Regions from separate parts of the Homo sapiens genome. Here region 1 is linked to region 2. The links are chromatin contacts, found by Hi-C or POLR2A ChIA-PET in ENCODE. All regions are on one chromosome and are shown on one strand. The core of a region is the stretch at or near the end of the contact, and the rest is flanking DNA. Distances in the headings are between cores, read along the strand shown. Region 1 has its middle 6.4 kb from the start of PSD2. Region 2 holds the start of PSD2-AS1 (PSD2 antisense RNA 1).

Region 1 (5,419 bases), core at 164-2,663, 42 kb after region 2:
CACCATGTTGCCCAGGCTGGGCCGATGAGACTGAGTCCTGAGACTTCTGCTTGTACTGCACTGTTGGAATGGGGACGGCTTCTTCCCTCAAAGCTGGACGTAAGCTCAGACCTGCCTTAGCCAACTTGACGCGTTTTTGGAAGAGCCTGCCTGGAAATGAAGGCAGTGCAGAAGAGCACTGGGCTACAGATGTGGAGAAAGATCACATTTGAAAGCCTCTTCTGTACTGCCTGACCTACTCCTAAACTTGACTTTCCATTTAGAGAAACCCCTTTTCACTGATCAGTTTGAGTTGGGATTCTGTCACTCGCACAACCACTTACAGTACACCTCCACGAGCATCCGAACCGGGGAGTGAGGAGGGACGGGTTGGGGCCTGGGGGGTGTGTGGGATGTGTGGCCCCAGTGGTCTTCCCAAGTGAGAGAGGCTGAGCACATGGAGGGCACTCACTTAGCAGTGCTAGATGGAGGTGGCATGAAAACAGATTGCCTTGGCCTTGTCCTAGAAGCGCTCTCAAGCTGTCAGCGGAGAAGGTCATGGGCATGAACGGGGCAAACAAGACCAAGGGCTCCTACCATGCCTGAGCTGCAGGCTAAGCTGAGATGGATTCTGCCCCTCCACTCCACCCCCACGCCCCAGTGCAACAGAAAGCCCAGTTCCAGCACAGACGAAGGGGGGCCTGGGCTCTGCCACTTACTAGGGGTGCTCTGGGGTAAGTCACTGAACTTTCTGAGCTCGTGTCCTCATAGGTAAAATGGCAATCATGTCCACTTCATAGGAGTGCTGTAAGGGTGAAATGAGGTCATGCGTGGCAAGAACTCAGCATGAGCCTGGCTCACAGAACACTCTCAGCAGCAGTCAGCTGCCACAACCAGCGTTTGTTGGTGTTCTCTCCCAGCTAAGGAGTCCGCCTGGTGCCGCGGGTGCAGTTTCCAAAAACACCAGCAGGTGGCGCCCCGACCCCAAAAGAGCCCCCGTCGCTGGCCTTCCCAGGGCCGGGAGGGGCTGGGCTGGGCGGCCTGTTGAATCTCGGCCAGTTAGACCCGCGATCTTTCCCGCTGCACGGGGACCCGTGCGTGAACTCCTCTCAATTCTCTGTGGTCTCTGGCACAAGGAAGAGGGGGTCTGGGTCACCATGGGATAGTTGGGGAGCCTGTTTTCCATCCGTGTTGTGTAACGGCACGGCCTTCGGAGACAGCCTGGGCAAAGTTGAGGAAATACCCGGGTTGGAGCGGATAGGAGACTTTGAGAACGGGCGGGATCCCGACGCGCAGGCTGATTTTTGAGTGCCTGCGGCTGAACTCGGGGCGCCGCTGGGCCTGGTGCTGCGGTAGGAGGATGACCCATATGACCTGTATTCGCTTCCTTTCAGAGTGCGGGCGAGCGGGGCTGCGCTTCGCGGAAGACTCCGCGCAGTGCTGGGCACTGGGACGCGGGGAGTCTGGAAATTCTGCGTCTGGCCAGCAGAGGGAGGCGGAGAGCCCGCCCCCCCCGCGCCCCCCCCCGAACCCGTGCCCAGGCCTGGCCCGGCTCCCCCAGCCCGAGCTCCCCCTGCGGGAACCTTCCCGGCTTGGCCGCTCCTCCCTGGGCAGGACTCGACATGTCCCGTGTCCCTTCATTTTGGAAAAAGTCTTGCCCTCCTCTCCCCGCCCAGCTTCTTGGAGGAGCGCGTGGGTTAAGGGGAGGGTCAGTTTCAACCCGAACTCAACCCTAACCGCGCCGCGCGCCCCGCTCCCTGGGCCTCAGTGCGGGTGATGGCACGGACTGGCCACTCTAATTCTAGCAGCTGCGAATTCCTGGGACAGGGTGGGGTGACCTCCACTAGGGTAGAGACTGGGGGGGGCACAAGGGGCTTCTCCCCCTAACCCCCATCAACCCAGGCCTGGACGGCCAGCTGGACCTCCGGAAGCGCGGGCTGCCCACCCCATACCACCCCGGCCAGTTCCCGGGACTCTCCTGGACAGGCTCCCGGAGGCCCACAAAGGCCCTTAGATGCCGTTCTGGGCCAGGCTCTGCCGGGGCCCTGGGCCGGCGGCCGGCTGCCGGCTGGCTCTCGGCACTGCAAGTCCCTGGCACTCCTGTGGGGCTTTGTCCACCAGCCCTGGCCCCATGCTGGCCGGGCCTCGTCGCTGGGGGAGGGATTGCACAGGCAGGTCGTAGAGCTTGGGCAGTCTCCCTTTCTCCAGCCCGTGGCCTTGCTCTCCTCCAGGTGACTGGCCCCTTACCTCAGCCTTGCTGGCCCCCACAGCCAGGGCTGTCCAGTGAGCAAAGAGTGTGAGTCCTCCCCACGCTCCCTCCTGGCTAACATGGGAGTGGTGGGTCACGTTGTCCTCGTTTGCAGACCAGACCGGGGGCTCCAGGGATCTTCCCCAGGCCTCCGTGGCTCCCTGCCCCGGCTCCTGACTGCACGGTTTCCCTACTGTGGGCCTGTCAGGGTTGCGGCCCAGGCATGCGTTTGTCCCTGGCCACTCACTCTTTCATTCATTCTTCGGTTCATCACTCTTTGGATACCAACTTCATCCAGGCCCTGGGCTCAGGGAGGAGCTGGGGACTGAGAGGGAGTGTGCAGGGTCCTTGCGCTCATGGAGTGTCCAGTCCAGACAGTCACGACACAGTATGACATGTGCTGTGATAGAGGCAGACCTGCCCGGCCTGGGGGCACCTCCTCAGAGAGGCCTTCGCTGAACACCTGACTGAAGTAGCCCTACCCACCAGCCAGCTGCAGTCACACACCAGGTTTTGTTTGTTTGTGTGTTTCGAAGCCCTTCTAATATTTACAGCTGACTTCTTCCTTTATTAAGGAAGGATCGCTAGAGCCTGGGAGGTCAAGGCTGTAGTGAGCCGAGATCATGCCCCTGCATTCCAGCCTGGGTATTCCTGTCTCTAAAAGAAAAACAAAAAACAAAACAAAACAAAAACAAAAAGAAACTCACTCAACAAACTAGGAATAGTGGGCACTCATTATATGAGTGCTTCAGTAAATGCCCACTGGGTGCCAGGCACTGTTCCAGCCCCCTGGGAATCTACAAGGGAGAGAGGAAAATTCTTACCCTCATGGAGCCTATGGCCTAGTGATGGCAGCGGTGGTGGGGACACAGACCATTCCCAGAAAGGACAAGCATATGGTATATACATATGTGTTATGGAGGAAAAGAAGGCGGGGAAATGGGAGATGTGGATGAAGGAGGGGGTAGAATTTTAGTAGAGTGGTCAGAAAAGGTGACATTGGAAGAGAGCGCTGAAGGAAGTGAGGGGTGGGCGGTGCGGATACCTGGGGGAGGAGTGTTTTAGGCAGAGAGCAGCACGGGGCCGGGCGGGCGCTGAGGTGGGAGTGTCCCTGGTGCTTTGGAGGAACAGGGAGGGGACCGGTGTGTCTGCAGGAGAATGAGGTCAGAGGAGTGGTGGGGGCCAGATCTTATGGGATTTTGTGGCCTGCGTAAAGACTTGGTTTGAGTCTGGGCACGGGAGCTCGCGCCTGTAATCCCAGCACTTTGGGAGGCTGTGGCAGGAGGATCACTTGAGCCCAGGAATTCGAGACCAGGCTGGCCTTGTGGTCGTGATGTTTACGGCAAAGAGGAAGAGGAGGTCAGTGTGGGTTGGGTTAAGATGGAACTGCTCTTTGGATATCCTAGTGGCAACTTCAGGTCAGCACTTGGGTGTTGGGGTCTGACCTCAGGTGGAAAGGTCCAGGTTGGAGAATCACACACCGAGAAGCTTCAGGGTTTAGCTGGGCTTTGAAGCTGGGCTGGGGTCATCATGGGAAAGAGTGAGATGGAGAAGACCGAGGACTGAGCCCTGGGAGCTCTGGCATTGGAGGTCAGAGAGGGGCGGAGAAACTAGCAAAGGAAGATGAGAAGGTGCAGCCAGAGAGGCAGGAGGAAAAACATGACAGTGAGGAGTCCTGGAAGTCAAGGGAAGAAAGTATGTCAAGGAGGAAGCGGGGATGAACGGTGTCAGATGCTGTCAGGAAGCTAAGACCAGGCCTGTGAATGGACTTTTGGATTTAGCATTGTGGCAGTCACTGAGGACTAGGCCACAGTCTAGCACCATGTACAAACTTTAGAAAATGGTGGCCATGGCCGGGTGCTGTGGTTCATGCTTGTAATCCCAGCTCTTTGGGAGGCTGAGGTGGGTGTCCTGAGGTCAGTTGTTCAAGACCAGCCTGGCCAACATGATGAAACCCTGTCTCTACTAAAAATACAAAAAATTAGCTGGGTGTGGTGGTTGGGTGGGGGGGAGCGCCTATAATCCCAGCTACTCGGGAGACCGAAGCAGGAAAATCGCTTGAACCCAGGAGGTGGGGGGTGCAGTGAACCGAGATTGCACCATTGCACTACAGCCTGGGCAACAAAAGTGAAACTTCATCTCAAAAAAATAAAAAAAGAAAAGAAAATGGTGGCCATTCCAGGTGGACCTGGCTACACAGGCAAACAGAAGGTGGATACCTTGCTGTAAAGAAAAAGGCACTCTGCACAGTGGCTCACACCTGTAATCCTAGCACTTTGGGAAGCCAAGGCAGGAGGATCACTTGAGCCCAGGAAGTCAAGACCAGCCTGGGCAACATGGCGAAACTCCATCTCTACAAAAAATATAAAAATTAGCTGGGTATAGTGGTGCATGCCTGTAGTCCTAGCTACTGGGGAGGCTGAGATGGGAGGATCGCTTGAGCCTGGGAAGTCAAGGCTGCACTGATCTGAGATCATGCCACTGCACTCCAGCCTGGGTATTCCTGTCTCTAAAAGAAAAACAAAAAACAAAACAAAACAAAACCAAAAACAAAAAGAAACCCACTCAACAAACTAGGAATAGAAGGGAATGAACTCAACATGATAAAGGGCATTTATGAAAAACCCACAGCTAACACTGTACTCAGGTTGCAGCGAGCCATGATTGTGCCACTGCACTATGCTGGCCTGAGACCCTCTCTCAGAAAACAAAAAACAAAAAACAAAAAAAAAAGAGAAAGAAAAAGGCATCTCTTCCCCTGACAGATACAACCTTGCATCAGGACACACAGCATGGTGAAAGGAGAACAGGTTGGGTTTTAGCTACCTCTCCATCCTTCATGTAACCCAGCACCCTTGTGCAGTGCCCAGCCTGCACATCTGTACTCAGCAACTGTGTTGGTGACTTTGATGAGTGGTGTCAGTGGACTGTACAGGGAGATAAGAGCTAGACTGGAGTTCCTTTGAGAGACAGGAATTAGAGACAGCCAGCATGGACAACTTTTTCAAGGAGCTTTGCTGTAATAGGTAAAGAGAAATGGGATGGTAGCTGGGGAGTGGAGAGGAATTAGCCAAATGAGAGTGCGTGAAGGGGAAGGCATCCCAGGCAGAGAGCCTGCCTAAGCAAAGGGAGGTCACTAGAAATGGTTGAGGGGGAATGAGTGTGGGAGGGGTCCTAGGACATCAAATTTGA
Region 2 (5,241 bases), core at 2,431-4,930:
CTCAGGGCCCCCGAGCTTCAGCCTGCTCAGGTAGGGCCATGAGTGTGATAGGGCGAGGTGTGACTGAGCATGAGAGTGACAGTGAGCATGTGAGAGCAGGAGGGGGTGACAGTGTGAGTGCGTGTGTGAGTGTGGCTGTGAACGTGCATGAGGATGTGTGCAGGTGAGCATCTACATGAGTGCAGGTGTGAGTGTGCCACATTGTGTGTGAATGAGTGTGTGAGTGTATCTGGAGCCTGGGCTCTCCTTAGCTGCGGGGGAGCCGGGCTCAGGGAGGAGCTCCCTCTGGCTCAAGAGAATACAGTGATCTGAGAGCCAAATTCCAGCCTGGAGTGGGAGGGGGTCAGCTCACCTTTGCTTCTACAGTCCCTTAAGGGCTGGTTGGAGTGGGGAAAAAGCAGAGAAGCAGCAGTTTAGGAAAAAAGGTATGTAGTGGTTGGATCATGAAGAGGACTTGGAGTCTGTGGCCCTGTGGGGGCTCAGAACACTGTCAGATTATTTCGGTATGTGTCATTTCCCGGCAAGCTGAGACCCTCAGAAGAGAAGCAGTTGCCTCCCCTTGGTCCCTTTCCTCCTCCTGGGCCTAGGAGAGCTGCGAGCCCCTGTGGGCAAGAGGTGAGGACTGTTCTCTTGGATCTGTGGCCAGGTGGAAGCTCTCCAAAGTCTTGGGGGATGGGGAGGGTATGGAGGCTCACCAGCACCTTGCTGGAGGGCCCTCACCCATAGGCAGGAAGGACAGAGCAGACGTCTCTCTGGTACCCACTCCTACCAACGCACTGACCCTGGAGGGTTACTGCTTCGTGTGGGGTAAGATGGAGAACCTGGGAGGTTGGAAGCTGGTGAGATTTAGGAACTGGGAGCCTGCAGTGTGTGGAGGTTGTGGGGGTGGAATGTGTGTTTGGTGTGAGTGCTGGGGTCTGCGTGTTGGTGTGAGGAGGTGAGAGGCTGTCTGAGTTTGCCTTTGTATCTGTAAGATTGTATGTTTCAATCCCTGTAGGTGTGACTGTTTATGTCTTTTTGTGAGTGAGGACCTGTCTGTGTGATCACATGAGTGTGTACGATCTGTATTTGAGAGTGCATGTGTGTGGAAGCATGCTAATTGTGTGGGAGAGGTGAAAGATGATTGACAGGGAAGGGGCGGAGGGTGGGAGCCCACACTGAGTGCACAGTTTCATCCTTCCTCAGGCTCTGCTTGTCATGGCTGAAATCCCCTGGACTGCATTGGGACCATACTGCTGAGAGTCTGGTTGCTGGGCTTCAGCTGACAGAACATCAGAGCCCCAGGATGGGATAGCCACAAGTTGGGAAGGTGAGGCAGGGTGAGGGGCTTGATGATGGGGAGCAGGCAGAAAGAACAGGCTGCAGAGCTAGGGCTGCTGGAGCCTGATGTCTGGTCCAAGTTCCAGCTCCTCCACTCATGGGGTGAGCTGGGGCAAGTCACTTCACTCTCTGAGCCTCAGTTTCCTCATCAGAACAATGGGCCTGTACACTAAGCATTATCCACCCCAAATCCTAGAAGCCTGCCTTCTCCTCCTGGCTCTGGGAAGTTGACCATTGGAGGCCTGGGACACTGGCCTGTCTGGAGGCTGGGGAAGTATGAGACGACCCCTTCTTCCCTTCCCTGCGCCCAGAAGGCCTGACTTGTCCTACTGCACCCCTCCCATCACAGTGATCTGTGTGGGCTCATAACAACATAAGCTAGACGGTGATCCTGTATCACCTTCCTGCATTCTGGGAGGCTCGGCCTCCAACTCCCAGACCAGGGAATGGTCTCCACTCCTCCAATCCTTCCCAGGTTCAGAAGCAGGAATGGGGGAAGTCCTGCCTGTCCCCTCTCTGACTTTACTTTCCCTTTCTAGAGCAGGGGTATTCTGGGATGGGAGGACTGAGTGTCCCTGCTGCCTGGTCCTCAGAGTTGGCTAGCTCCCCCCATGCCCCTCATTCCCCCGCCTGCTCGCCTGTAGAGCTGTGGCCCGGGCAGCTGTCCGGCTGAGTGGGTTAGCAACACAAGACAGATGGCGAGGGATTATCTCAGCTTCTCAGAGCACGATGGTGGCAGCGGCGGGGGTGGGGGGAAGGCTCTCACACCCTCCCCATGTGTGTGTACACACACACACACAAATGCACACATGCAGCTCCCCGCTCCTGCCCCAGACCCAGCCCAGCCTCCTGCTATTTATGAGGCGGGCAGGAAGACAAGAGGAGAGATGAGATTATGAGAATTGGTGAGAACCGTGGGACTTGGCAATCTTGTCCCTGCCCCACTTGGCTCCCAGACCACAGGCTGAACCAGCTTCTCAGGCCCTTCTTGGACCCTGCCCCTGCTATTGTGATTTCTCTGCAGCTGCCACCACTGGGAATGGTACATTCAGGAGGGCATGGTTTTACAGAGAAGTTTGAGGCCCAGAGATGTGCGAGCTGCACTCAAAGTCACACAGCAAGTTTGGTTCATTAGCAGGGTAAGTTCTGGGGGGTGGCAGGTGGTGGAGTCTCTTAGCTGTCCTGGCACTGGCTGTGGGGTCCTTGGGTCTTCTGCAAACAAGGTGTTTGCCCTAGCACTTGATGCTGCAGCCCAAGGTCCCACAGGGGCATGTCACAAGGCCAGCTGCTGGCACGCAAGTACTCACAGGCACAGCCTCTTGTTCATATACACTGTCAGGCTCTGGGTGAAGGCTATGTAGAGTTGAGTGACAGAGCTGGGTCTCCAGGCTGTGTCACTGTGAAAGAATTGGGGCAGGGTTAGAACCCCACTAGAGTGAATTCTCCTACCTGTCCCTCAATTTGCCACAGGCAGATGGTGGAGGGACTTTCCAGCCTCGGCCACACACTCAGGCCCCCCTACCACCACATTTGCCCATTAACAGCCCCACTCCAAGTCCTGAGTCATCTATGCTGAGTCGCCTGGGGAGGAGTGTGGGCCAGGAGACTGGGCAGGATTTGCGAATGGCAACCCCAGGGGGCCCTTTTCCCAGCATGGGTGGGCGGGGCCGACGCAGTGGGGAAGGCAGGGTGGAGGCCTTCTGAGAGAACTTCTCTGCTCCTAGCTGCCAATGTCCTGACTTCGCCCCCGTCCCCAAGAGTGACTCAGTGTCTGCTGGATGCGGTAGTGCGGGTGCGGGGCAGTGCGGAGCTGCTGCGGGTTGCCCAGTGCCACTCCCTTCAGAGCAAACCCACTTCTTGAGGCCCCGAGGCCCCCGCCTGGGGGTCTCCTGTGTTCACGTGTGCCTGCCCAGGCTGTCAAGTGAAACATGACCTCAGGGTCAGCCTGGCCTGCCTCTGGGGCTGCATTATTTGCGGGGTTTCCAACATGATGGTACCACCCACACTGTCCGGTCACAAACAAGACCGACACCGCCAGGTTTACCTGCTCCTGCCCCCTCAAACCATTGAATCAGCCCCTCTCTTGCTATTGGATGAGAGGGGTTGCCAGGACCAAGCCCCTCCTCCCCACCGCCAAGGTGACCACACGTCTAGGTATCAGGGGTGGTGGGCCCACTGCAGAGCGCTAGGCCGAACTCATCTCCTGGATCCAGGCCAAGCTCCACCTCTCTGTCTCTCCAGACTCAAGTTGGTCATTTGTATCGTGAAAGCTGGACAAAACTATATCTAAGCTCCCCATCTTCCCTCAAAGCTTGGCCTGGGGAGCCCTACATGAAACCTTGGAGCTTCTGAGCCTTCCCCCACCCCCAGCGGGGGGCTTTTCGTTCTGTGAAGGTCTCAAAGTAACATTCTAAAGAGGCACCGTGAGAGCCAATCAGAGAGCCCATGTAAATAACGGCCCGCTGATTGGCTGTCTCCTTCACGCCCTGAACGAAACTTCAACTTCATCAACTCAGCGAAGATTTTTTCCTCTGGCCTCGCGCGCCCTGCAGAAGGCGGGGCTGGGGGGTCACCCGAGCCTTCTCCCTGCCGCAGGCTACCTGGGCCCGCCGAATGGGATCGCGCTGGGACAGGCGGGGGCGAGTGTGCCGCCCTGACCCTGGCCCCGGGGGTGTTATTCTGGTACAGAATCCCCCGCGGGGGAGGCCCGAGAAGTGAGGCACCCCCGCTTCTTTGTAGGACCGCCACAGAACGGGCTGCAGGCCGCGAGTATAGAGCTTGGCTGGGCGGGATCGATATCTGCCCGCTGGACTGATGCGCGAGGGAGGCTGCTAGACAGGCTGGCTTTGCGGCAGTGTGATGGCCGCGCAGCACCCCCTGACCCCCACGGCTCCCCAACCCCGCCATTCCCTTCATCTAGCGCTCCCGGGGAAGCCGAGGCGGGCAAGTGGCGTAGCGATGGAGGGCGCACCCAGGGGCAGCGACGCTCCCTCGCTCTGGCTCCCAGCCCTGGTGGTGGGTGCAGGAGTGAGGGTAGCCCAGGGTCGCACCCTGCTCCCAACCTCGGCTCGTCCCCACCCTCCACGGTCGTCCGCAGCTCGAGGCAGCCTGCATTTCTGCCAGTATCCTGTCCCCTCGCCCGGTCCTTCGCCCTCCTCCCACTTTCATTGTGTGTCTCCTCTCTGGCTCTGAGGTTCCTCCTCCCTCCCTTCTCTCTCTGGGTGTCTCCGTGTCTATCTCCACATCTCCATCTCCATTTCTTTCTCTGCCTGTCTCTGTCTCTAGCTGTCTCTGTCCCTCAGTCTCTGCTCAGGTCTCCGCTCGCCTCTTGCTCATTTTCGTTCCTCTCTTTGTCTGTCTGACTCTCTCTTGTCTCCCCCCCTTCAGTTACCCCCAACCCCCCGCACACACACACACCTCACAGCCCTGTTTACGACATCCCCTGGGCTGGCAGGTGGGCGGGGCTGCAGCAGAGCGGGGGTGAGAGAGGGAGACGCAGCCTCCCCCCCAGCTGTTAACCTTCACGCTTCAGGCCTCTGCGGATGGCAGAGGAGGGGGAAAGCCCAGCTGCCAGCTTGGCGGAGGTGACCGGGCGGGGGCTGGGGGCTGTCCCTCCCTCTGGGCTCGTCTCTGGGGAGATCTGGGGCCGGAAGGAATGTGGTGGAGGGCGCCTTCGGCTGAGGAAGGCTGTTGCCGGATGGGTGGCCTCCTGAAGGCTTGTGCTGGCGAGGCGGGTGCCCAAAGGGGGCTCTGAGCGGTGTCGGCCCTGCCCGCAGCCCGGCCGGACGTGGGGGCCGGCGTGAGAATCCCGCCCATCTGTGAGCCGGCCTCACGCCGTCAGACCCAATTTATCTCGCCGCCAAAGTTTCACAGCCATCTGCTCGAGTGGAACGGCTTCCAGCGCTGGCCCCACCGGGCCCC

What was found. Hi-C counts contacts between places; a loop is a spot of excess contacts on that map. ChIA-PET counts read pairs that join two places held with the same protein, here RNA polymerase II (POLR2A).
Region 1: a map with no recorded cell type shows a loop between it and region 2 (4-fold over the local background). The contact joins the enhancer-like site here to the promoter of PSD2-AS1 in region 2. A Hi-C loop is called at or near these places in 1 of 37 single-sample maps with no recorded cell type. POLR2A ChIA-PET finds 5 or more read pairs at or near these places in 4 of 52 experiments (GM12878, activated T-cell and naive thymus-derived CD8-positive, alpha-beta T cell).

Annotation. Positions count from the first base shown.
Region 1 is chr5:139,786,683-139,792,101 of GRCh38, forward strand. It overlaps a transcript of PSD2 not described here. Among named protein-coding and RNA genes, the nearest start is that of PSD2, 6.4 kb to the right of the region's middle. RefSeq lists silencers at 856-1,045, 1,426-1,575 and an enhancer at 3,360-3,860. Within about 2 kb of position 1,414, at least 17 of the 41 ENCODE cell types and tissues checked have a DNase peak (open chromatin) inside an H3K27ac peak, as active enhancers do.
Region 2 is chr5:139,742,543-139,747,783 of GRCh38, forward strand. It overlaps PSD2-AS1 (PSD2 antisense RNA 1), which reads right to left and starts at 3,681. Exons shown (of 3, transcript NR_105053.2): 1 at 3,652-3,681; 2 at 2,628-2,717. It also overlaps a transcript of PSD2 not described here. RefSeq lists enhancers at 1-515, 3,551-4,198 and a silencer at 1,434-2,027.